3 separate regions of the Homo sapiens genome follow, and all the other regions are linked to region 1. A link is a loop called in an ENCODE intact Hi-C map of the cell type or tissue named here. Cell type or tissue: OCI-LY7. All regions are shown on one strand.

Region 1 (8,000 bases):
GTGAAGGTAAGTAGCACCAAACCAGTCAAAGCACACACAGAATACTGATTGGGGCTGCAACAATCAATGACTACCAATGTCATCCCTCAAAAGCATCCTTGTAAATAGTTAAATTATTTCCTATAGTTGACTGTAAATGGACACTGTTTACTCGGGCAAGAATTTTCATTAAAGCTCATATTCCAAATAATGGTATATGTTTATTAATTTAAATTTTCACACAGATCACTTTGAGAAAAGATTTCATGTAGTAGATCTCACTGCAGAGAGCAAATTTTAAAGCTAGATAAAAATGCAATTTTCACTACTCAAAGAAGAAAAGGTAGAAGTAAAACAAGGCAGAAATTTAAACTGGCATCAACTCATTAAGTAAAATGTCTTCCTATTAGGACAGGTGTCTTCCTGACTACGGCAAGTTTCAGTATAAGTTCTCAGACATCACAATTAAAACAAGCTGAACTCTCATAATAAGGAAAGTGATATAAATCTCATTAGACAAGAAATTTCATTATGATGAAATTAAGTGTTTAGAAAAACAAAATGATTCCTAAATCTTGGCAGGCAGCTCCCAAAAAGAAAAAGATAAAGAGACAATATGGTTACATTACTCTCTCTATAATTAAAGACAATAAATGCTTTCCTAATAATTCTTAACTTTTAAAAACGGCAGATATAAATATTATAGGGTGTTACCTGCAAACTGTAGAACAGTGACTGAAAGACAAATTTCAAACTGTTTGCTCACTATATGATGCAATTATCAAATGTACTTCCCCAAACATTTCCCCCATAGAAGTACCCCTAATGACAGAGGAGAATAAATGCACATTCCTGGTGTTCTGGTTGCCTGAAGTGGCCCAGTCTACCACACAGCTAGAATTTCTTTATCATATGTAAATTCTGCTTTCTATTCTATCAGGCAGTCATGTTTGCTTTAACACAAAAGGTGCTATAAATTGTTTACAACAGATCTCAGCCCCTCTCACCTCCACTGCCAAAGCCTCCCATGAAGTCTGTTGCCCACCCAAATGCTTAATGAGAGAAGCTGGGGGAATGAGGAGAAATCAAGAGGAAGGGACTGAGTTTCTTGTCCAAGTCAGTTTGGGACGAAGAGGAAAAAAAAAAGAGCTATGGGAAGCAGGAGCAGGAACACAGGGCTGCAATGATCATGAGAACTTAAGCCCCAAGGCTTCAGAAACTTGTTGGAGAAGGAATCGGACTCTCACCCATGGGACGTGAGTGGGGAACAAAAATCAATATTATTTCCTCAAAGGTGTAGAAAACCATGGCTAACATTTGTATTCCACTTACATTGTACTTATAATGGTACTTTTTCACATTGCTTGTCATCTGCTGTTATAAAAATAATGCAGGAATCTGAAAAATAATAATTAGTAGAACTAACACTTACAAAGGTCTTACTCTGTCAGACACTATCCTAAGCAATCTTATCCAGTTCTCACAGCTACCCCCATTTTACAGATGAGGAAACAGAGGTAGAGAGATGTTAAATAGTTGCCCAATGTCATACAGCCAATAGTTAGAGGAGGTAGGATTCAAACTGAGGCAGCCTGGCTTCACAGTTACTAAACTATGAAGTTACTAAACACCTCACTATGCCTTTAGACTACCCAGTGACACAGGAAAGAAAAACTGGTATTATTGGCCACGTCACTGATTTCTGTACACTTGTAAAAGACTTACAATAAATAATAGAGTAGCATTTTTATTAAATAGTAATCCCACCCCAATCATGTGTCCTTGCTCAAAAATGAATTAGTTATAAATTTTGCATATTTTTACACAACTGTGAAATTTTATACTTAATAAACATTAATCACATAGCAATATGAAAATTCTTTATTGTTACTATGCATACTGAACTCACAGGAAATTACCCCTGAAACAATTCAGCAGTAACACCAGGAAACTGCTGCTACACAGAAAGTGCTCAATGAAGTGGCACCAGAAATGTGGCCCAGCGGGGATCCATTTTCAGCTTGGACTTCTTGCAGGAAGTAACTCTCCGTGCCAGAGGTGCTGCCACACACTTTCTCCCATGGCCACAAGCACCTGCAGGATTCTAATTCCATCAGAACAACACAGATACATAATGTTCAATTTAGGCAGCCAGAGCACTGCAGAACCATGGAGCCATTTCTGTAACTTACTGGTTGGCAACCTGCATTTGGCAGAACATACTGGACATATATCAAATGTTAAAAAGAAATCAATTGATAAAGCTCTCCACTTAGAGACACAGACTTACTTTGAGCAAGTCCTTAAGAAAAGCAAGTGGAGTGCCTCTCCCCATCCCCACCCCACCCAAGAGCTATCAATCTTCCAATCAGGATCATCACTGTCCTCTTTCATCAAATTAATCGCACAGCAGCCATTATTACCAACTTGATATCTAAAATGCCACGTACATTCTCTGTATTTATTGTACTGTTATTATTGTTCTGTGTTAGTGACTTTAACTACAAAAAACTTATATAAAGACTTTAAGGTATTTACTCACAAATTTGCTCTCCTGCATCTATGTTTACTAGAAAGTCCTTTAGTTCCTCAAACACAAAACCTCCTGCCACAATAAATCTAATCGCAACCCAAGCCTCATGTACTAAGATCAAGATCAGCAGAGGTTGGAGGTGTGTGATTCTATATGGTTGTTGTAATTTTATATTTAAAAAGACTGGCAATTTTGTTATTAATCAGGGATATAATCTGTATTAAAAAAATGGCTACAGGAATGTCATGTTCCGTTCCATTTATACCACTTTTCAGACTTAAACTGTTTTTGTTATGTATTAGAGGGGAAATATGAAACATTTGCCAGTTAGTTTACAATGGATCACATGTGGGACTAAAGAGTTTGACTCCAATCATTGATCAGATCTTCAAAAAAAGCCCCTCTCCAGAAATAGACAGGAAAATAAATCTATTCTGTACAAGACACTGCACAGCACTCAACAGATAGAAGGGTGAGAAAAACAGACTTTCACCCAAAGAAATCCACAGTCCACAATAAGGTTTAAACAGTACCCAGATGGCAACACAAGGAGCCGGAGCAGCACTGACACCTGCCATAAGTGCTAAAGACCCAAAGTAACTGCCACTGTCCTGAGAATTCCCAAGGGAGGAGGTTTGGCTTGGCCTTGCATCTCTGTTGCCTAGAGACACAGCAGTAAATATATATTGAACAACTAAATTAATAAATGCCTTTGACTACTACATACATATGCCTACTACTACTTTCATATGTAGGCATATGTATGTAGTAGTCAAAGGCATTTACATACTTCATACAAAAAGACCACTGTGTCTTAAAAGATCAGCTTTTCTCTACAGAGAAAACCATGAGAATTGAAAAAGTAGAGGGAGAAAGAGAGAAAAGACAAGAAGAGGTGAGTATCAGGAGCAACAGGGGAGGGAACAGGAGCAACCAGGACCCAGAAAGGGCATATGGAAAGCTGAGAATGCCACGAGGGAAGGAAAAGGAGGAAGTGAGGCAGGAAAGGAGCTACCCACACAGCACCAGGGTCGCAGTTTAGTCAAGAAGGCTTTAGCCTCCTCTGGGACTTCTAGTTACACTATTTGGCGTCCTGCACCACCTCAGGTGCATTCACCCTGCCCATGACACCACGGTAACTCAGTAAGTGCATAAACCATAGACTGCAGTTCCTCAGAACCGCTTATCTGAGACAGCATGCTGGTACTTCCTGAATGGCAGCCTGGCATTCTGAGATTATACTCTTCCTTCATGTATGGTGCTAGAATCGGTCCTCTCCTTTATGAAATGAAAGGGATAGTACACATTAAGACATATTTTATGAAATTTTATTGCTGTACCTTACTTTCTAAAATCCCCTCTTGCTCTTTTCCCTACACTGTTCAATAAAACCCAAAGTCTCATAACCACTAGAGTGTGCCACATCTTAAAAGATTTTTTATGAAAAGCTAAAAAGTTTAAAATATGAGTATGAAAACCCTTACCTAACTTGAAAACTATTAGGTAAAATGTTTTGTTCTCCAGAGATTTTAGATAAAAATAGGTTTTATTACTCCTTTGGGCAAAGAATGTCATTATTAAATTAAAAAAAAAAGGAAGCAGATCAAAACTCAGCACCTGTTCTATGACCTCATTTTGGAAAATATGGGGGAACGAGTATCATCACGTGAATACATATATATAATGCATGTATACATGTAGGGAATTACACACAACAAATTTAACAATGGTTATTTCTGGGTAGTGAGAGTTCCTCTTATTTCTGCTCTCTTCATAAGTAGAAATTACTTTTATAAATAGAAGAATTCTACAAATATGAAAAATAAATGTTTTTACTTTGAAAAATAAATGTGAGAAAAAATAACATGAAAAAATATTTGTTATCAACTCCATGAAGAAACAGCAAGTTTCCACCACAGCCAGTGGCCTTCTGAGTGAAGCATGGTTTTCTGCCCTACATACCAAGCCTTTAGACAAGGATCTCTTTATAAGTGCTCTGTTACTTAATACATCCATTTACATTATTACCATAAAGATGACTTTTCCAAAATAAAGCTTTCAATCTCTAGGGTCCCTGCAGGGTAATAGGAAGCATTCAGCAGATTACTGTTACTGTAATATGTTTTATTACACTTAATGACACAGATACTTCACAGTACTGGGATTTTTGTAGGTATTTAAAAATGTATCTCCTATAAAAATATATCTACTGAAAACACATATCCCATAAAATATGTAAGTAAAATATTCATGCAACAGATTATATACTATACATGAACATAAAAAACAAAACATCTTTTAAACTATTCTAAGCAATGTAGTTCCATTTAAAAACAAAGTATTTTAAGTAATGGGAAGGTTCTTCATTCTAAAAAAATAATAATGTCTCAGTCTAAGAAAGGGATACACTCAGTCCATTTGTCAACAAATACCCTCTGAGTACTAAGGATGTAGAGATGAACTAGATGCAATGCCTTCTCTCCAAAAGCTTACTATACATTAGAAAAACAAACAAATGAGTTCAATAAATGGTTCAAGTATATGATGAAGATGATGAAAGTATGTATGTGGTTCTGAGAGGGCACAAAGAATAAAAATGGTTGTCCTACCTACAAGGGTGGGGGCAGAAAAGTTTCCTAGATGACTTTTTTCACAATGCAGTTATTATTTCCTAAAAATAAATTATGAAAGTATCTATTTCTTTTACTAAGCATCTAGAAATATAGAAGAGAGTGTCAAGGGCACAGTCATAGAGATATATTAATAAAAAAATGTCTGGGCTGAGCCAACAGCGGTAAGCGGCCATCCAATCATCTCATTCACTGCATGTCATTTTTGAGCACTTATTAGGTTCTGCGCAAGGTGCTGAATAAGATGTGGTCCCTCATGTTCAACGACCTTACAGCCCACTAGCAAAGAGAAGCAGGAATAAATAATACAATTTGATACGTGCTATAATGGGATGCATTGTGAAGGGCTACAAAGGCACAGATGATGGCACAGTTAACTACACATTGAGGGAAGGTTTAAGAAACAAGGAGCCAGCCACATGTGAGCTCCGTAGGACAGGAAAGAGAATGAATTCATTGGAATTTTCTAAGGCAGAATGATGTATCAAGGCTGAGTGAAGTCCTTTGCAGTGTTACTTCATCTAATCTTCAGGATTATTTTATGAAATAGGTATTGTTCCCATTCCCGCCTGGGTATTGTTCTAGGTGAGGTACGTGTGGTTAGAGAATGAAGTAACATGCCTAAAGCCAAACTAATAATAACTGGTGAATTAGGTTTTGAAAGCAGATCAGAAGTCTTACTTGGCTGCCTCTGCTTTTCCCAGAACAGATAAGCAATAAACATAAGGCTTACTTTGATCTGTATCTTAGCTGGGTGGCTCTTTAGTTTCCTGAAACCTGACCCCTTCAAGAATCTCCTTAGGTCTTTCAACTATTCTTTCTCCATAAAATTCCTTTTTTTATATTCATACACTTTCAGCATACTTAATATATATCAGCAGGCATTTGTAGCTCACTAAAATTATCTCTTCTTCTTCACTTTTCAAGGAACTCAATCCTGCACTAAACACATTACAAAGTAAAGCTCAAGGCTCAAGGTGTGATATTTTCCATAATTTGAAACAGTTACACATGGATAGAAATACATTTGCTACATAGACTACAAGCTTCGACACTTAGGAAACCTACTGAAAATTAACAGGATATGAGAAGTGAAAACGTGGTACAGTGTAGCCGCAAAGTATATCCATAGTATACTTTGTAGCCACACGTCAGGAGGAAGTTACCTTTATGCACCCCTTACCACTGCATGCAAATTTGATATTTTCTCTACATGCTTTTGGAAAATGTGCTAATAACTAAATCATCAACACAGTACTTGCAAATTGTTTTTAGGCCTTCAACTCTTAACAGGGAGAACATGAGAAGTTTCTCTTCCACGTGCAAAGTGAAATGTTACACCTTATAAAGTCTAGACTTTGAGAAGGCCATACCATATCAGACCCATATTCAATCCACTAAATCTGCTGTCAAGATCATTGTAAACCATGAGAGCATGTTGATAAGTGCAGTCCATTTACAGAGGGATCACTGCCTGTAAACCACAACTGAAGCATGCTAAAATAAGCAGTGTGATTGATACTGTATTTTTGTAAATGGTCCTATAAATGATCTTCTGAAATAGCTATCCTCACCAGGACATGGAGAAGATATGCTCAGTTAACCGAGGTTATTGCATCACAATAGGGACTTTGTGGTCTCTGAACTTAACAGACATATCTTATACAAAACTATTTGTGGTAGTGGTGGTAGTGGTGCATAATTTTCAATTATACAAGAAAATAGTGTCCACAAGTTATTTTTTTACTCACTCAGTCTTCAGTTGTTAATGAATGCATTTCCTTACCTTGTATATTTTACGTAAATAAGATTTTTATAAAGAGACTCAGTAATAACTGTGTCACCCACTTCCACATAAAATCAAACAATTGGCAATAAGATATGCCAGACTGTACTTACTAAAGATTACTGGACTGTAAATATAAATCGGACCACCATGGAAAGATATGGCTATAAATGCTGACAGTATAGCAAGGGAAAAATAATTTACACCAGCTGGGGAGCTGCTATGTCCCAGGTATTGTAGCTGACAATTTACCTATGTGATTAAAAAGCACTAGGAAGCAAATAATTTCTGGCCTGTGTCCCATAACCTACTAGTTTAAGATTATTGGTTGGTGGTTCCTAAATTATACACCAAGGTATCCTGGAACACCACAGCAAACTCAGAGACACTGCAGGATATTTTAAATTTTCACCAAAAAAATCACAAGAATATTCAGCATCTGATACTGCATGAATTACTAGCTCAAATTACTGTGTAGTTTTAACATTAGATCCCACTAAGTTCCTTTTAATGGTGTATCTTTGTGAAGCTGGATATTCAGCAGATGCAGTGGTTAACAACTAAACATGGTACAACAATCAATGTAAAACAAAAAATGAGGGTGTGGTGGTGTGTAATCTTATTCCAAGATTTGAGAAGTTATGTAGTGCCCAACAGGCACACACATCCCATTAGTAATAATTGTGGGTATTTAAGAATAAAATAAAAATAAAAATATTTTTCCTTTCAATGTACTTGTATTATTTTCTTTCAACCAACTACTATGTTGTTGGGACATAAATATTTATTAAATTGCTTAGAGATAACTACTTAAAAACAAAACTGGGCTGGAGAGGGTGGTTCACGCCTGTAATCCCAGCACTTTGGGAGGCCAAGGCGGGTGGATCACCTGAGGTCAGCAGTTCGAGATCAGCCTGGCCAACATGGTGAAACCCCGTCTCTACTAAAAATACAAAAATTAGCCACGCATGGTGGCATGCACCTGTAATCCCAGCTACTCGGGAGGCTGAGGGAGGAGAATCGCTTGAACCCAGGAGGCGGAGGTTGCAGTTAGCCAAGATTGTGCCACTGC
Region 2 (8,000 bases), 68 kb before region 1:
TTTATATTTGTAAACAGCGATAATAAGAATATGAGCCCTCCTGCATTATAGTTCACAGTAGAGCTCAATGCAATAAAGTAAGTGTCGTTTTTGGAAAAAATGAAAATTGCCACAAAAGGTATGAGGTCATACTTTCATTACTGCTCTAGTGTACTGCAGTTCACTGGCAGACAGTTGGCAAACTGATGAACTTCCAATGTTAGCGAAAGTCAAGGGCTATTCCAGGCACTTAAGCTTCATGATACTCAACAGACAGGTCAACTGATCATTACAGCCAAAGTGCTCTCACAAAAGGCCCTGTTACAGAGGCTACGAAGGTGAAGTCTTCGAACTCCTGTCTGCAGTAATCAAATTGATTTTGCTTATAGAATCTGAAACCAGTATTAATGTAAAGAAAGAAACAAACGGAAAATAAAGGGTGTAATGTCAGCCCGAGTCTATATTTTTTAAAGCAGATAAACAGCTTAATATCTAAGCACTAAATATTATCACTTGTTTCAGTTTTTTATATTAAAAAGATAATATTTTAATAGTATCTACCATTTGCTGTATAAATCTTATAAAAATATTTAGTAAAAAAATATGAATGACCTAAAAGTTAGTATGCTGTAATAGTTTCTCATACTTTCTTTCATGTATTTTTTGTCTTCTCCACAAAATTTTAATATGCATGTATTTTTAGTTTTATCTACCTGTTTTCTACCCTGAACTACCTATGACGACATTCAGTCAAGGGTCCTCTGAGCTAAATAAAATTTTCTGTGACTAAGCCAGACAGAGGTAACATGAAAGAACTACTTACTACTATTAAGGAATGGAAAGGACAGCACTATTTGACACTTAGTTCTTCCCTTCTCTCAAATCCCTCTTCCTTCCTTATTCTCCAGGTGTGAGTTTAAAGAACAACTTACAAATGAGGTCACTGTTCCTTGTACTTCACATTTTCAAACTCTCATCACACTCATCAGGGTGTATCTCTCCCACCTAGATCCTATGAAGAAATGTGAGTGGGATATAGTTCATTTAGATGGATTTATAACTGGCTGAAATATCACACCCAAGAAACAGTGATTAACAATTGATTGATACAAGGAGAGAAAACTCTAGGAAGTAGATTAGCATTGCCCCAGCTGCCCAAGTCAGACATGATCAAAGAACTCATTTAACTCGATCAAGGACCTGGCCACAGAATCCTTTCCAATAATGTTCCAGAAAGCTATTACCAACAAATAGCATTGGCAGATGACATCAAACATATCTGAAGTTCCTGGATTAGGTTTTCTGAGGAATTATGTCCTTGCTTTTATCCAATTTGAGGTTTTTTAACCATTGATTTTATTTGAAACAGTCTTATTTCTGTGAGTGATTAAAATTTTTAATAAAGGACCTTATGAGAAGTCAGAATCAAAATTCAAATGGGAGCTAAAATATTTTATTAGTATCTTGAATTTATTTCATACTAGTTAATGGTCAATTCCTATTCTAGACCAACTAGAGGCTTGAGAATTACTTGGAAGGGCCTATCAACTATACATCCACCCACAGATGATCTGGGACATGGGAGTCAAGACCAGACTCAACACACCCCAAGACATGCAGTCACAAAATTGCTAAGCATTCTGGGCAGCATTCTGGATACTCCTGAATCAAGACAGTTTTGGTGAGTGAATTTGAAGGGCTAAATAGTACACAGCGAGATTCATTCTGGCATTTAGCTCCTCTCTGGAACATCTGGTGCTCAGACATCAGTTAAAAAGCTCTCTCTGGGTGGCTCTCTTTACCTGTTCTTGCGTTAAATATCGAGGAAGAAGAGTCAAGTTGTTTCTGCCTTTCAAGCGTACAAGATTCAGTGATATAAAGGGCACTTACCACCTGAAAAAAGACCTAGGCTGTAAGGCAGAAGGCCTGAGGTCTAGGCCTGGCTTATCCTCTAACATAGTGAGTATATTAGTTTTCTATACTGCTGTAACAAATTACCACAAATGTATGGCCTAAATCAACTCTTATTATCTTATATTTCTGTAAGTCAGAAAATCAACATGCATCTCACTTAAGCCAGTGAGACGCATGTTGAATTTTTGACTTACAAAAATCACGGGGTTGGCAGGGTAGTATCCCTTTCTGGAGATTCTATCGGATAATTCTTTTCTATGCCTGTTCCACCTTCCAGAGACTGCCCACAATCCAGATATTATGGACACATAGCCCTCTTCCTCCATCTTCAAAGCCTGCAGTGGAGCATCTCTCTCCAAGCCAGTTGGAAAAGGTTCTCTGCTTTTCAGGACCCATATGATTACATTGGGCCCACCCAGATAATCCAAGATAATCTACTCATCTCAAGGTCCTTGTCTTTATCACATCTGCAAAGTCCTTTTTGCCATGTAAGGTAACATATTCATCAGTTTCAAGGTTAAGATATGGACATCTTAGGGAGGCCATTATCCTGTCTACAAATGATCAATCTTGAAAACATCAACTTACCTCTGTGATAACACCTGCAAAATGAGAAGTCTGAACTACATCATTTGCAAAGCCCCTTTCAGCCCTATTTTATGCAGGTGAGTAAATGTCAAGAATTCTAACAAGAAGCTTCTCACATAACAAATTACGGATGCTGGAAAGCAGCATGCACACTCTGCTTTCCTTTCCAGCCATGTAAATTGGTCCATTTGCCATGATGAGCCAATTACACAGAGAGATGTTAGTAAAATAAACTAAATGATTTGTGAAAAGAATTACAATAGGACAATTACAAATCTACTGCTAGTCTCCAGAGCAAATGAAAGGGGATGATAGTGCTGCTTACTACAGCACTATTGTATTTTAAATCTGGGTTGACTCACTGTATGATATTGTTAAAGTCAAACAATTGTCCCTCAACCATCTGTTCCCCTGATTTATATAGCTTTTATGTGGGCTCCTCTCCTAGCTGCATTCTGTCAGCAAGCCATGTAAAAATACAAAGTCATTACCATGCTCTACATTAAAGTGTATTAGAATTAATTCTGAACATAAAACCTAGGAGATTAAAGTTTATTTATACCAACTCATTTTTACTTCAAGCATAAAGTACACCATTAAGTACTAACAGTATTTTAGTTTCTGTGTGGGCACTTCCTTTGCACAGACCACAGTCCTGTACAGTATTTCCTGTAAAATAACCACAGTATTTTTTTTCTCATAATGGGGGCATTTGGCAGCTGCAGTCACAAGTAGCTTAACAAAGTTGACTTTATTTACTTTAGCCTAAGACATCCACCTAGAAACTCAAATGCATATATGAGAACTAAAAAATGTGAAACTTCAATTTTTAAATCTTAAAAACAATATTTACAATGTCAGTCTAGCTTACATTGCTTTTAATTATGGAACATGTTCAATGTCAAAAGAGATCGCAGATTTGCTCCATATCATTTAATCAGAACAAACAAGGAGCCTTTCATACATCCCTTTGGAATGATTTTTCCCACAAGCAACCGAGAGATAAGATATCTGCTATTTTACTCAGTATATACAAGTTTTATTTCATTTAAAGAACTAAATTTAAGTGAAACAGTATATAGAAGCACTCCATGTTAATGAGCAAAACTACTTAAAACTCCTTAACCAAAGATTTAGATTCCCCTTTGAAGAAAAGTTCCTTTCACCTTTTAAAATTCAGCAGGCTTTAAAGGCCATTGTCAGAAAAGTCTGAGAACCAGAAAACAGGTTCTAGAAACTATGAGTTTCTCATGCACATAAGATCATGCACTATTTAGTGAATAAGACATAATTACACACTTTTTTTTTTTTTGAGACAAAGTCTTGCTCTATCACCCAGGGTGGAGGGCAGTGATGCAATCATAGCCCACTACAGCCTCCAGTTCCTGGCCTCAAGAGATCCTCGTGCCTCAGCCTCCTGAGAAGCTGGGACTACAGGCATGGACCACCAAGATCAGCCAATTTGTTTTAAAATTTTTTGTAGAGATGGGTCTCACTATTGTGGAGTCCTGATAATGTAAGTAAGCAAAAATGAGGTAGGGGTTCCAGGTGGGGGAGAACAATTGCTCTGAGAGACAACTTATCACAAACAACCCGCTGGCACAACTACCTCTCACTTCACAGGTAGCCCCAGCAGCATGACCTCATTCTGCACATAGCCCCCTCCAGCATGACCCTATAAAACATCCCTCCAGCCCCTGCCTCTTTGCAGACATCCCCTTCTCTGCTGTGCTGCCTGTCACACCCTTCCAACATATCTTTGCTCATTCTCTAATAAATCTGCCTTTCTTTACCTACGATTGTCTTGGTAAATTCTTTACCATCTGCAATGCTGGCCCCAGGCAATCACAGGGTGACAACTATGTTACCAGGCTGGCCTTGAAATCCTGGCTTCAAGCAATCCTCCTACCTTGGGAGGATCCCAAAGTACTGGGATTACAAGTGTGAGCCACCGCAGCTGGCTTATAAAAATTAAGTTTAATTTGTATATCGTGTTATATCTGTATTAGTTTAAAACTAGCTGATTATTCCAAAACTTGTGATAGTGACTTCCACTTAAAATCTTCACTCACTATAAGTAAAGCTCAGATGTGGGGAATAACCACAAATACTTCTACAGGTTGAGTATCCCTTATCTGAAATGCTTGGGACCAGAAGTGTTTTAGATTCCAGATTTTCTATTTCAGATGCTCAACCAGTAATAAGATCTTGCTAAAACAGTAGGTAAATGATAGCAAAAATTTTCGGGTTTTGTGAGTTTAAAAAAAAAAGAATATTAGGACTTTTCAGTATAGTCTTTTAAATTGTTTTTATAAACAATACATGAAAAAATATGTGGAAAATACTTTAAAATAATATATGACATATATCTCTATACAATAATACCAATTTGATATTACCAACTCAAGGTTAATGGAACTGAGTGAATTAAAACTGTTTTCGTGTCATTTCAGAAAAGAAAAGGCTATCAAAATTGACAGGGAAATGCAAAATGAGCAAAGATAAGCATAGTTTTACAGGCAAATTCAAATAAGTAGAAATTTTTCTTCCATATATATTGCAATGTTTATTCCCAATATTATTCTCTGGAATGATCTTTTCTCTCCTCACAATTCATATTTAACCTTAATAGTTCATCTCAAGCTTTACTTCATCTTTAATCTCTTAACTAGTTTTCTCTCCATTGATTTTCTGCCCTTTTGTTCATGTTGCTCATTTGAGTATTTGGATATATCCTTCCTTGCACATTTATGAGTATATTTTATCCACAATGAGAATGTACACTTGTTCAGAGCAGAGCTTATGTTTTAAACCTCTATTTTTGGGATATTCTGGCTCCCAGCATCATGCTAGTATATAATAGACTCAATATACACTTAATAGCTTTACATTCGTTTTAGACATATTCTCATGTAACCATAGTAAAAACCAGAATTTTTTTCCACAATTCAGTAGAAAGGTTCTGCTGAGATTAGGTATGTAAAATTGCACCACATTTGGAAAAGCTCCTTGAGGAATCTTGACCAGTCACTGATACAGAACCTAAACCACAGCCTTGCCTACAACATCTATTCAACCCATAAGAACTTACTGAATTGGATCACAGGATTGACTTAAAACAACAAGATGAGCATGAGCTTGGAAGCAAATGCAATCATCCAGGTGTGAAGTAAAGTCAGTCTCATCTGGCAAGTAACCATGGAAGTGGCAGTGAAGGGATGGCAAGGACTTGGCAGCCATGGGGACTGATCTGGTTATAAGAGCAACACAAACATGGCCAGGGAAACGTTGCTAATGATCTAATGGACTAATGGACCTTAGTTCTCTCCTCTTGGAAATTAGAAGATGGTAATTAAAGATGTCTCTCTCCTTCAGCTTCTAAATATAATGCCGGAGGAAGCATATAGACTCACTGTGAACAAGCAGGTGCCTGGAGAGTCAGCAAATGCATCGGCAGAGCAGTTACAATGATAAGAACAGGAAGAACCTTCGAAAATGTTTGGAATTCGTGGACCGGGTCTTTAACAGTCTGAACAATGACCTGCGAGTCTCACAGCAATCCAAAAGGCAGTCCCACTGACTGCCTTCTATTTCTTCATGGCAGCATTTTCAAAATCATCATTTTCATTTCTATCTGAGTCTTTTATAAAATAATTTAAAACACAAACTCCAAATTACTAAAGCTTATTTTTTAATTTATGAACTCTTCCAACTGTCTAATATCCAGGATGTAGTATAATAGGTGTCTTTAACACCTCGGTAGAAATGGCTCCCCTTGTGTCTACCTTGCAATTAATTTATGTTTTCCAAAGTGTTGATGCTTCAATATTCATATTTAAGCTATGGAAATTTTAAAAACAGTAACGCTGTAGAAAATGTAAGCCATTGATTACATTGTACAAAATGTAAACTGCTGAATCATAAGTTAGGAAGAGCAAATAACATACACACATTGTTAATTGAATGCATTCATGCTAGAAAAAGGTCTATGATTCAAAGAACCATACTATTCTATTTTGTGTGCTTGGAATTTTCACTATCAAAAGTTTTAAAAAGTTTGATATAACAGTGAAAATCTAATGAGAAATACATGATTTTTTTCGCAACTAGAAAATCATAGCAAAAAATCATAAAGATAAAATAATTATGAAGATCAAGCATTAACATTTACATTAAGCTTAGCGAGGAAGGCATGTCAAAAGCTGAGGCAAGTCAAAAACTAGGCCTCTTGTGCCAGTTAGACAAGTAGTGAATGTAAAGGAAAAGTTATTGAAGGAAATTAAAGCTGCTACTCCAGTAAATACACAAATGATAAGAAAGTGAAACAGCTTTATTACTGACACAGTGAAAGTTTTCGTGGTCTGGATAGATCAGATCAGCCACAACATTCCCTTAAGCCAAAACATAACTCAAGGCCCTAACTCTCTTCCATTCTGTGAAGGCTGAGAAAGGTGAGGAAACTGTAGAAGAAAAGTTTGAAGCTAACAGAGGTTGGTTCATAAGGTTTTAAGAAAGAAGTCATCTTCATAACATAATTTTAAAATGATGTTAGACCAATCCTTTTTAAAGAAAATATTATCACGTATTTGTTCAAATCTCTCTTCTATACTTTTTCACTTATAACTGAGACTAACAAAATTTTAGAAATTTTTTTTTCTAATTTTTACTTATGTATGTCTATACTTACCTACAACATTCTAGGTTTATCTTTTCCAAAAGTTCATACTCTTTTTCAAGGGATGAGTTCTGAATATTCAGGAATCAATTATACAGTGTGTTTATGACGTGTGGTCAGTGCCTATTTCACTCCCTGTAACCCCACCAAGCAATAGTGAAATGTTCTTGTTATTGTGAAGCTAGCAAAGGTCTAGGGAGTCACTTGGATGACAAGGGTGGCTTCAAAAATGGTGCTAAAATTATTACATGAATCGTAATTAATAATTCCATTCAAGTTCTTCCTTGACTACTACAAGTAATCAAGCACTAGCCATGGCAATGCTTACTCGCATGCAATTTTGTTCACAGTGTCCACTCCTTAGGTTCATTGCTCACATGAGACAGTATCAGATCTCAATAAACCATAACATACTTTTAGTTCTTTTTCAAAAGTAAAACACTTTCACTCACTTTAAGATATTTAGAAACTATAGAGAACTGTAAAGCAGAACCAGGTGTTTTAACTACAGTCAACAATTTGCTGTAAATAATTCTTGTTTTCTCATTATGCAATTTTGTGTGGCCATATATAAACCCATTTTACATTTAAAAATTGCACCCTTATGGACACACACAGAAGAAACATCTCTTAAAGGGAAATAAATGCATGATACACCCGTAAATTATTCCAAAACCACATATACCTGTTCTGAATGTCTTTAGTACCCAATGTCTCTGCTGTTGTCAAGTCATAAATTAGCCCCCTTCAGGATTAGCTCTCATAACTCTTAAACCACTGGGCCCCATGCAGTGCTCTAAGGCAGGAATTTTAAAAATGTTCCATTGCATAAAATCAGTAAGGA
Region 3 (8,000 bases), 110 kb before region 1:
TTTAGTGCTGTGTAACATTTCAGTGTATATAAACAGCAATGATTTAGCCATTCTCTTGTCAATGAGCTTTTTCAACATTTTTCTGCAAAATCTGCAATTATTTTTCTCGCCAAAGATCTTTTCAATTATGTGCAGATTTTGCTATAGGAAAGATTTTTAAATGGGATGACTAGGACAAAAGGCATGATATTCAATATATTTGCATAAATATTGCTTCAATATGAAAAATATCTGCATAAATTTAGACACCCCTGAAGAGTATATAAAAACATAAGCCGTGCCAGTGATCTGTTCATTGGTCTTTCAATCTGACAACGGAAAATTTCTTAAGGGCAGTAGAATCAAAGTGATTCTTCACTGTTGTATTTCCATCACCTAGTTCACAGACAGGCTCACAGCAACCACTTAACACAAAAATATTTCTGGCTTAAACAAATAAAAGAGTAATACCTTGCTAAATTGTTTTAAAGATTAGGGATAATAGGTGTCCAGATATGTAAAGGGCTCAACCTGGCACAAGTGGAGAATGAATAGTTGAAGAATCCATTGTGAAAATTAAACATTAAATATGAGACAGTGTTGTCTATTTACTCAAACCTAGAGCCAACAAACATACTGACATGTTCCCCTATGAAACATTTTCAACCAATGATGATTTTTATTTTGTTTTAGCTCTTTATTTTTTTCATCCCTTAGTTAATTTAAAAACCACAAAATAAAACAGCTTTTGAAAACAGACTGGTGATATTGTACACTGATAAAACTACCCATTTTAAACTATTCTCTTCATGAGACATTCGGGCAAATGTCCACTCTTTGCTTCTCTAGCACATTAGTGCTGTTGATGTTATTTGTAATTAAAACAAGTCATCTAAGCAGGAGCAGTATGTTATGGCTACCTTTAAGGTCCTGAGTTAAGAAAGGCACAGCCACAGTAACCAGAGGAAGCCATGAGACCAACATGTAGGTCTGCCAAAAAGTTGCTAATTAATTATGGATTTATCTTCTTGAGTTCTCTATTCTGAAATCTCACCACTTAACCCATACCAGACCCAAAAGGAAAGGCCGGGTTCAGTAACAACAACCTGGGTTCAAAAGGAATTCCGAGGGAAAGGGTACTTACAGGGAGGTGGGCTCTGCAAGGGCAATCAGGCAGCTGCATGCTAGAGCCCCAAATGCAAGACGAGCTTGGGGGTTCAAGAAGGGGTCCACGGCATCACACCCCTACAACATTAGGTTGCTATCTAGCAGCAGAGGCTCAAGGCACAGATGTTGCATCCTGGTTTCTGAAGGATCAGAGCAAGTGCCCTGTGGGGTTGTGGAGAAAAACTTGGGCCCCAGAAGAGGGAACTGGGAGTGTGGGCATGAGTGCTGGGTGGAGAAATTCAGACAGAAGCATAGTCTGTAGACCAGGTCAACTGCAAGCTAGAGGCACCCCAGAGACCTGATACTATCCAGGCATCCCAGACACCAGGTTATCTGACAATTAGGTCTAATTCTAAACCAGACCAGATGGTAAATTTCAGACTAACAACATGTTTCACCTTAACTCTCCCAGGAAATCAACAGAACTCATTATCATAATTTTCTTCGAAACTCTAATTTCACACAGTAAATTACCCCCATTAGGATACACTACAGCTTAGTGTCACTTCCAGCAACACATCTTAGGGATTTCCTGAAGCACCTGCTTGTTGCTTTGATCTGTGGGATGCTGTTGAAAAATGTCCTTAGCACCTCCTCTATGGGCAAAGCAAAGCAGTACAGCCAGATAAGATCAACAAAACATTTCTATGTCAGGAAGACTGTAAACTATGGGAAATACATTTCCATTGTTCAAGAGAGTAGAGTATCTATATAGGTTAAATGGATCCAAATTATAGTTTGTGCTGTCCTTGGTAACAATCATAAATTTAAGAAGTATTCTATACTTACTATTTTTTGAATCTTCAAAAGTGAAACTACAGAGAACAAGAACTTCCTTTAAAAAAAAAGCCATATACTGGGCTGATTAGAAGTGCAGGCTCAGAAGTCAGATTTTCTGGGTTCAAAGACCAGCTCCATCTCTTACTAGCAAGGTAAGGACGGGAGTCAAGATGATCAAGGCTCTGTGCCTTAGTTCCCTTACCTACGAAATTACAATTAAAACATCACTTATCAAACAAGTTTACTTTCAGCGTTAAAGAGGTGACAGACAGACAGATATATGCACATAGAAGAATGTCCTATACTTCTGCTGCTATTTCTAACGTCATCATCACCTTTGTTGTCATTGTCATCATCCTCATCATCATCGGTAAAGTCAGATTTGGTCTTTGTAAAGTACTTCAGAAAACAAAATGTGAGTGTGACCTCACATAGAACTGAAAGAGTTCTAAGAAAGGATAGTACACAGGATGGGCTCAGAGAAGCCACACCTCTCTACTCCAAATAAACACAAAAATCTGTGTAACTAGGGTGTGTTTGTTCATAGCAATTTCCAGACAAGTCCTTTAGCTGAATGCCTATACCCAGGCCCCACAACTCTATCTTACAAATTCTAGAGATATCATGTTTTATTCAGTGGTTATTATTTTGTTATAGATCCCTTTGAGAGTATGATGAAAGCTATCACTCATTTACTCAAAAAATTAAACCCACCTATCTACACACACACATACACACATACACACACAAAAACACATATAAAGTCTGCATCTAATATCAAGAAATCCAGGGACCTCTGAAGGACCATTTATGGACTTTCCAGATTCTCACTAAATCTCTTCCTTTGCCTATCAGAATACCATGGCCCAGAAAAACTGGCTTGCTCCAGGTTAAACAACTAATAGTAGCAGGGTTAGTACCAGGTCCCTTTTCTTCTGTCCTGGTTATTGCTCTTTCCACTTCACTACCCTTTCTATAAGTTTCTTGTATTTACTGAACACTTCATTCTGTGCTAGATACACCAGACACACACTCCAAAAGCTTCAGGGAGCAAAATGAGGATACAATGCTTCCTGCTCTCAAAAAACCAACAGTCTATTAGGAAAGACCATAACAATGAAGGGTACTGAGGGAAAACACAGACTAGTATGACAAGCAACATCTGAAGCCCAGGGGAGACAGCAAGGCCAGTTGCACCCCTTCGTGGGCAGAGGGAGCTAGAGGGGTTCAAAGGCATCTTTAAAAGAGGTGATCCTAGTCTGCATCTTGATGGGCACCTGGACATTTGCCAGACTCTCTTTCTTCAGGTTGATACAGGTTTGATGGGCAAGAATGACCAGTCTCTGGCCCACCCCTCTCATCATCACATCGTACTCCAGTGAGAATACTTGTGTATTCTAAGTAGATTCACTTGCACCTTATTCTCTGAGAAGCTTTTTGTGGTTGCCATTTTCTGAATGATATATTTCTTATTTGATTAAAAGTGGATATTTTTCAGATTCTGAGAGAAAGAAGGTCATTGAGCAAATTTTTTCTAAAGCAAACAGGACTGCACTTGCCTCATTAGGCATTTCCGCACCACTATGGTCCTGCCGTCTCTGCCTTCTTGACCTCAACACTCTGCCTCTGAAGACCCCAAACAGAGCATCTTTTCCTCCTAGCCTGCTTTTCCTCCCCATTCCCAATGACCCCACAATCCCACTCCTCTCCTTCACCTGGCCAGACATTGGGGAAACTTTCTGGAAGTAAGTGCCAGGTCTAAATCCTATCAGTCAATTCATCCTTTTCAGACTCTCTCAGATCCAATCCCTTCTCTCCTCCCATGCCTCTGCTATGTCTCGGCCCTCTCTATTTCTTGCCTCAATTATTGGAATAGCTTCCAATATGTCTCCAGGCCTACAATTTCACTCCCTTCAATTTCATCCTCTACTTGGCTACCATAGAGGTTGTATGACATTTCAAAACTATTAATGTGATCATACCACCATTACCACCATGCCAGCCCCAAAATTCTTAAATGCAGAGTGCCAGTTACTTAGCAGTACACTCAGAGAAGTCCCCAGGAGCTGCTGCCCTGCCCCTTCCACCCTCACTCTGCCCACTCTCCACACACTCCCATGTTCAGCCACACCCAACTGCTTTGCCTGCTGTGCTCCAGACAGACTCCAGGCCAACACATAGAAATTCCAGCAGAGCACAAAATTCACATGACTATAATTTACAGATGCAATTTCAAAATTAACACTTTCCCACTAAAGAGCAAGCAGAAAAAAGCAAACTGGGACCAGCAATACTAATTTTCTCTCACCAAGTGAAAGACAGTAAGAAACTTTCCTCATACACTGTTTTACCATCCCCCGGTCCAAATAGCAAAGTAGATAAAACCTGGAACTCATCCATGCAGTTAGCTGCCTGAAAGCACAGTTTTCTAGATAGAAATATTCCCTGCTCTGCCTAAATTTATGCTGGTCTGTTAGAGTGTGTTAAACTTAGTACGCAAATGATAAAGAATTGTTAGTACACAACCGTAAAAGAAACACTTTCATTTTGAAAATGTAATCATATTTGCAAATCCTTCTCTGCCTTTAAGCAGATAGTAGAGAGAATAAGCTACAAAGATTACATGGCAATTTTAATATGTTCAATACCAAGAATGGGAATGTATTTACAGACTCTGTAGGTAAACACCAATTAGTCACTGAACCATTACAGTAGCAACTCCAGCAGAGTGGCTGGGGATACAGCAGACAGCATCATCACCAGCTGATTGGAAAGCCACTGTAACTTTCACATGAACTCCCTTTGAATGGACATGCCCCATGTGCTCATGTCAGGCCAGAGGAGAAACTGTTGATGTGATCTGAAATAGACTTGGAGAGTTCCATATGACCTAAAGGACTTAGAAAGTTTAACGAATGCTCAGAGCTGCCCACAATCACACAGCTGGGACAAAGTCAACACATTTTCCAAACTCAGCTCGCTGTCAAAGTCACACAACTCACTGGCAAAGATCACTGCTTCCTGAATGTTGTCCGTAGCTATTACCACTTCAAAGGATGAAATGCAGAAAGTCTCAGAAAGAAAAGGCCAGAACGATAGGATCTCGTCGTGGGGAACATGCCATGGATTTCCAGCCCAAAGATGCTCCATCTTTTGTCCCAGCCTCAGGACTGCTCAAAGAAAATCATGAAGCATCTGTAAACGTTTCAAACCATCTAACAGAAGTTATGACTGCCTACCAGACTAGGAGAATAAAATGACAGTCCTTAAAGTCTGTGTTCTCGCTGGTTTGGTAACAGTGGTCATTTCATACACTGCTTGAAAGTGTTCATTTTCATATGTGCCTGAACAAATGAAATGCAGATAAATGAATTCATGATGTAAGAAATGTAGTTTCTGGACCAGAGCTAGTCAACAGAAATGTGTAAGTCACATACATAACTTAATATTTTAAAAGCCATGTTAGAAAAATATACAACCAGGTAAAAATAATTTTAATCATATATTTTATTTAATTCAAGATACCTAGAATATTATCATTTCAACATGTAACCAATATAAAATCAAGATGTTTTAGTATTTTTTATATTAACTCTTCAAAATCCCATGTGTCTATTGCAGTTACAGCTCATGTCAATACAGACTAGCCACAACCTGAGTGCTCAGTAGCCACATGTGGTTAATAGCAACCATACTGAGTGGTACAAGTCTACACAAAACCCTTCAGAGCACCCAGAACACAATGGGAAACAAAACAGATGCACACTGGCTAGAAGACTCCACAGACGCAGGTGGTAGCATAGCGTGACATGCCATCCCAAAGCCCCCCCAGCTTGATATGGGCAAAGCAGAGAAAAGCCTACACTTCTAGAAGCCCATGGCCTCTTCAGTGGAACCAGAAGAAAGGTAAAGGGACCCTGAAAAGGTGGCCAGCCCTGGAGGGAAGAGGAAAATATCCTTCCACACAGGCCTTATGTGCTTCCCATTTCCCCACTGCCTACACACATCAACTGTTTGATTATTTTCTCAGTCAGTCAACCCAATGGTCACCCACCTGGAAATTCATCACCTACCACATGCCAGGCCCAGCCCTGTAGACATGCACTGAGAAAACTGGACAAGACCTTGCCTGCAAAGTATTCATGGCAGAGTTGGGAATCAGACAAGCAAATAGTCACAAAAATGCACATACGTGTTTACACAGGTGAGAAGGGTTACAGAGGAATGGCACACAGTGCCAGAGGAGAGGAGAAGAAGGAATATGTCTCCATCTAAGGGTTCCAGGTAAGTTCTCTGAGGGACAGGGGAATTGAGGTCTGAATGACAAATGGGGTGATTAAGCCTTCTGCTACAGCATTTTCATACAAAAGTACAAATGTTTTCCAGTGTCTTACATCACTCCTTCCTTAAATGTCTTCCTTTTTTTTTTTTTTTTTTTTTTTTTTGAGACAGAGTCTTGCTTTGTCACCAAGGCTGGAGTACAGTTGCATGATCTTGGCTCACTGCAACCTCCGCCTCCCAGGTTAAAGCGATTCTCCTGCCTCAGCCTCCTGAGTAACTTGGATTACAGGCACCTGCCACCACGCCCAGCTAATTTTTGTATTTTTACTAGAGACGGGGTTTCACCATGTTGGTCAGGCTGGTCTCAAACTCCTGACCTCATGATCTGCCCGCCTCGGACTCCCAAACTGCTGGGATTACAGGAGTGAGCCACTGCACCTGGCCCCTTCCACTTATTTCTAAGCTGTATTTCTTCTTGTTCTTTCTTCCAAACAGGGAAAGATGCTGAGTTCTATACATCGATAGTCTCACCAAAGTTTGAGGGCCAGTGTGTGGCAAAAATGGACACCAAAATATATACCTCCTAACTCTGGGCATGTTTGCTGTGATTTGGCTGCATTTATCAAACTTGACAAGTTACAGTAATGACTTCCCATGTATCTTAAGATGGTGTAGATTCAGATTGCCAATAGCCTTGTGTGCCCCATTAAACTCAGAACTTCATTCAACAGGCTACGGGTAAGGTTCTTAAGGAGGGTAGTAACACATTCTAATTTGTTTTCTAGGAGAACTGTGCTGGCAGTTCAATAGATTAACTAAAAGGAAGTTTTTTTTGGTGATATCAAAAAAAAAAAAAGACTGCTGCAATAGTTCAGGTGATAGAGTACACATGTGAACCCAAGGCACCACAATGTAAAGGAGGAAATACATTCAAGGGCATTTCAGAGCATACTCAACTAGGGCAAGATAGACAACTGCACAAACATGGTTGTCAGATGGCAGAGACCCTGGCTGAATGTTAGAAACATCTGTGGAGCTTTTGAAAAACACTAATGTCTAGACCTTACCTTCAGAGAATATGACTCAAATAGTCTGTGATGGGGCCTTAGCATGAGAATTTTTTTAAAGCTTTCCAGTGATTCTAGTATGCAGCCAGGGTTGAAAATCACAGGCTTAAATAGAATAGCTTTTTGAAACCCTGAGGTCCAAGAGAATCAGCTTGTTTTTTTCCATTCTTTAACTCAGCAAATAATTATTGAGTGCTTATGATTATCAGGCACTAGGTTAAGTGATTAGTATTATATAATCTCACAAAACCCATGATTTCTGTATTTTCATTTTGAAATGAGAACCTTCTAAGGGTCAGAGAAGTAAAGTGACTTCTAGGAGGATGGCAGGTAAATGACAACCTACATTTGAACCCAGCTTTCAATATTCAGATCTGCTAAAAGCAGGCAATGCTGCCAGCACCTTTGGATTTGAATCTTTAATTACAATTTGACTTATAGCACTCATTAATCCTTGGATATCTTGAATTCCAAGGAATGTAAGTACTTCAATAGCTAACATTCCCCATTGTTCCACTGAACCCTCTGCTGGGTCTCAGGCCCTGTGAACAACTACAGCATCTAAACTCATCTGTTACTCACTTCACCATCACACTGCTAAAGCAAGTGTTGAGTATTTTTTTTCTTACATTTTGCCAAAATAGAAACCTTAACTGTATTATTACAAGAAAACTTTTCAGTGTTAAAATACATTAAGTATTATGGAAATATAGATGCTGTCTATTC

Evidence for each region. Hi-C counts contacts between places; a loop is a spot of excess contacts. Peaks named below come from ENCODE experiments on the same cell type or tissue, not always from the same donor. Only the 100,000 strongest peaks of a DNase experiment are listed, where the experiment ranks them.
Region 2: a loop joins it to region 1, with 4 times the contacts of the local background. A loop is called at or near these places in 4 of 110 quality-filtered maps.
Region 3: it touches region 1 in a loop (4-fold over the local background); 7 of 110 quality-filtered maps call a loop at or near these places.

What each region holds. Positions count from the first base shown.
Region 1 is chr1:107,894,008-107,902,007 of GRCh38, forward strand. All of the region lies in intron 1 of VAV3 (vav guanine nucleotide exchange factor 3), which reads right to left. MIR7852 (microRNA 7852) reads left to right here and starts at 3,216; the gene lies at 3,216-3,297. In OCI-LY7, CTCF peaks have their summits at 3,929 and 4,132; DNase peaks (open chromatin) are centred at 1,954, 3,114, 3,634, 6,284 and 1 weaker place; H3K4me3 peaks cover 2,219 bases; H3K27ac peaks cover 4,492 bases.
Region 2 is chr1:107,826,428-107,834,427 of GRCh38, forward strand. All of the region lies in intron 2 of VAV3 (vav guanine nucleotide exchange factor 3), which reads right to left. Among named protein-coding and RNA genes, the nearest start is that of MIR7852, 67 kb to the right of the region's middle. In OCI-LY7, a CTCF peak has its summit at 6,211; a DNase peak (open chromatin) is centred at 3,154; H3K4me3 peaks cover 1,125 bases; H3K27ac peaks cover 1,419 bases.
Region 3 is chr1:107,784,335-107,792,334 of GRCh38, forward strand. The region is part of intron 2 of VAV3 (vav guanine nucleotide exchange factor 3); the gene reads right to left. Among named protein-coding and RNA genes, the nearest start is that of MIR7852, 110 kb to the right of the region's middle. In OCI-LY7, CTCF peaks have their summits at 1,562, 1,784, 3,123 and 3,325; DNase peaks (open chromatin) are centred at 1,717 and 3,127; H3K4me3 peaks cover 1,031 bases.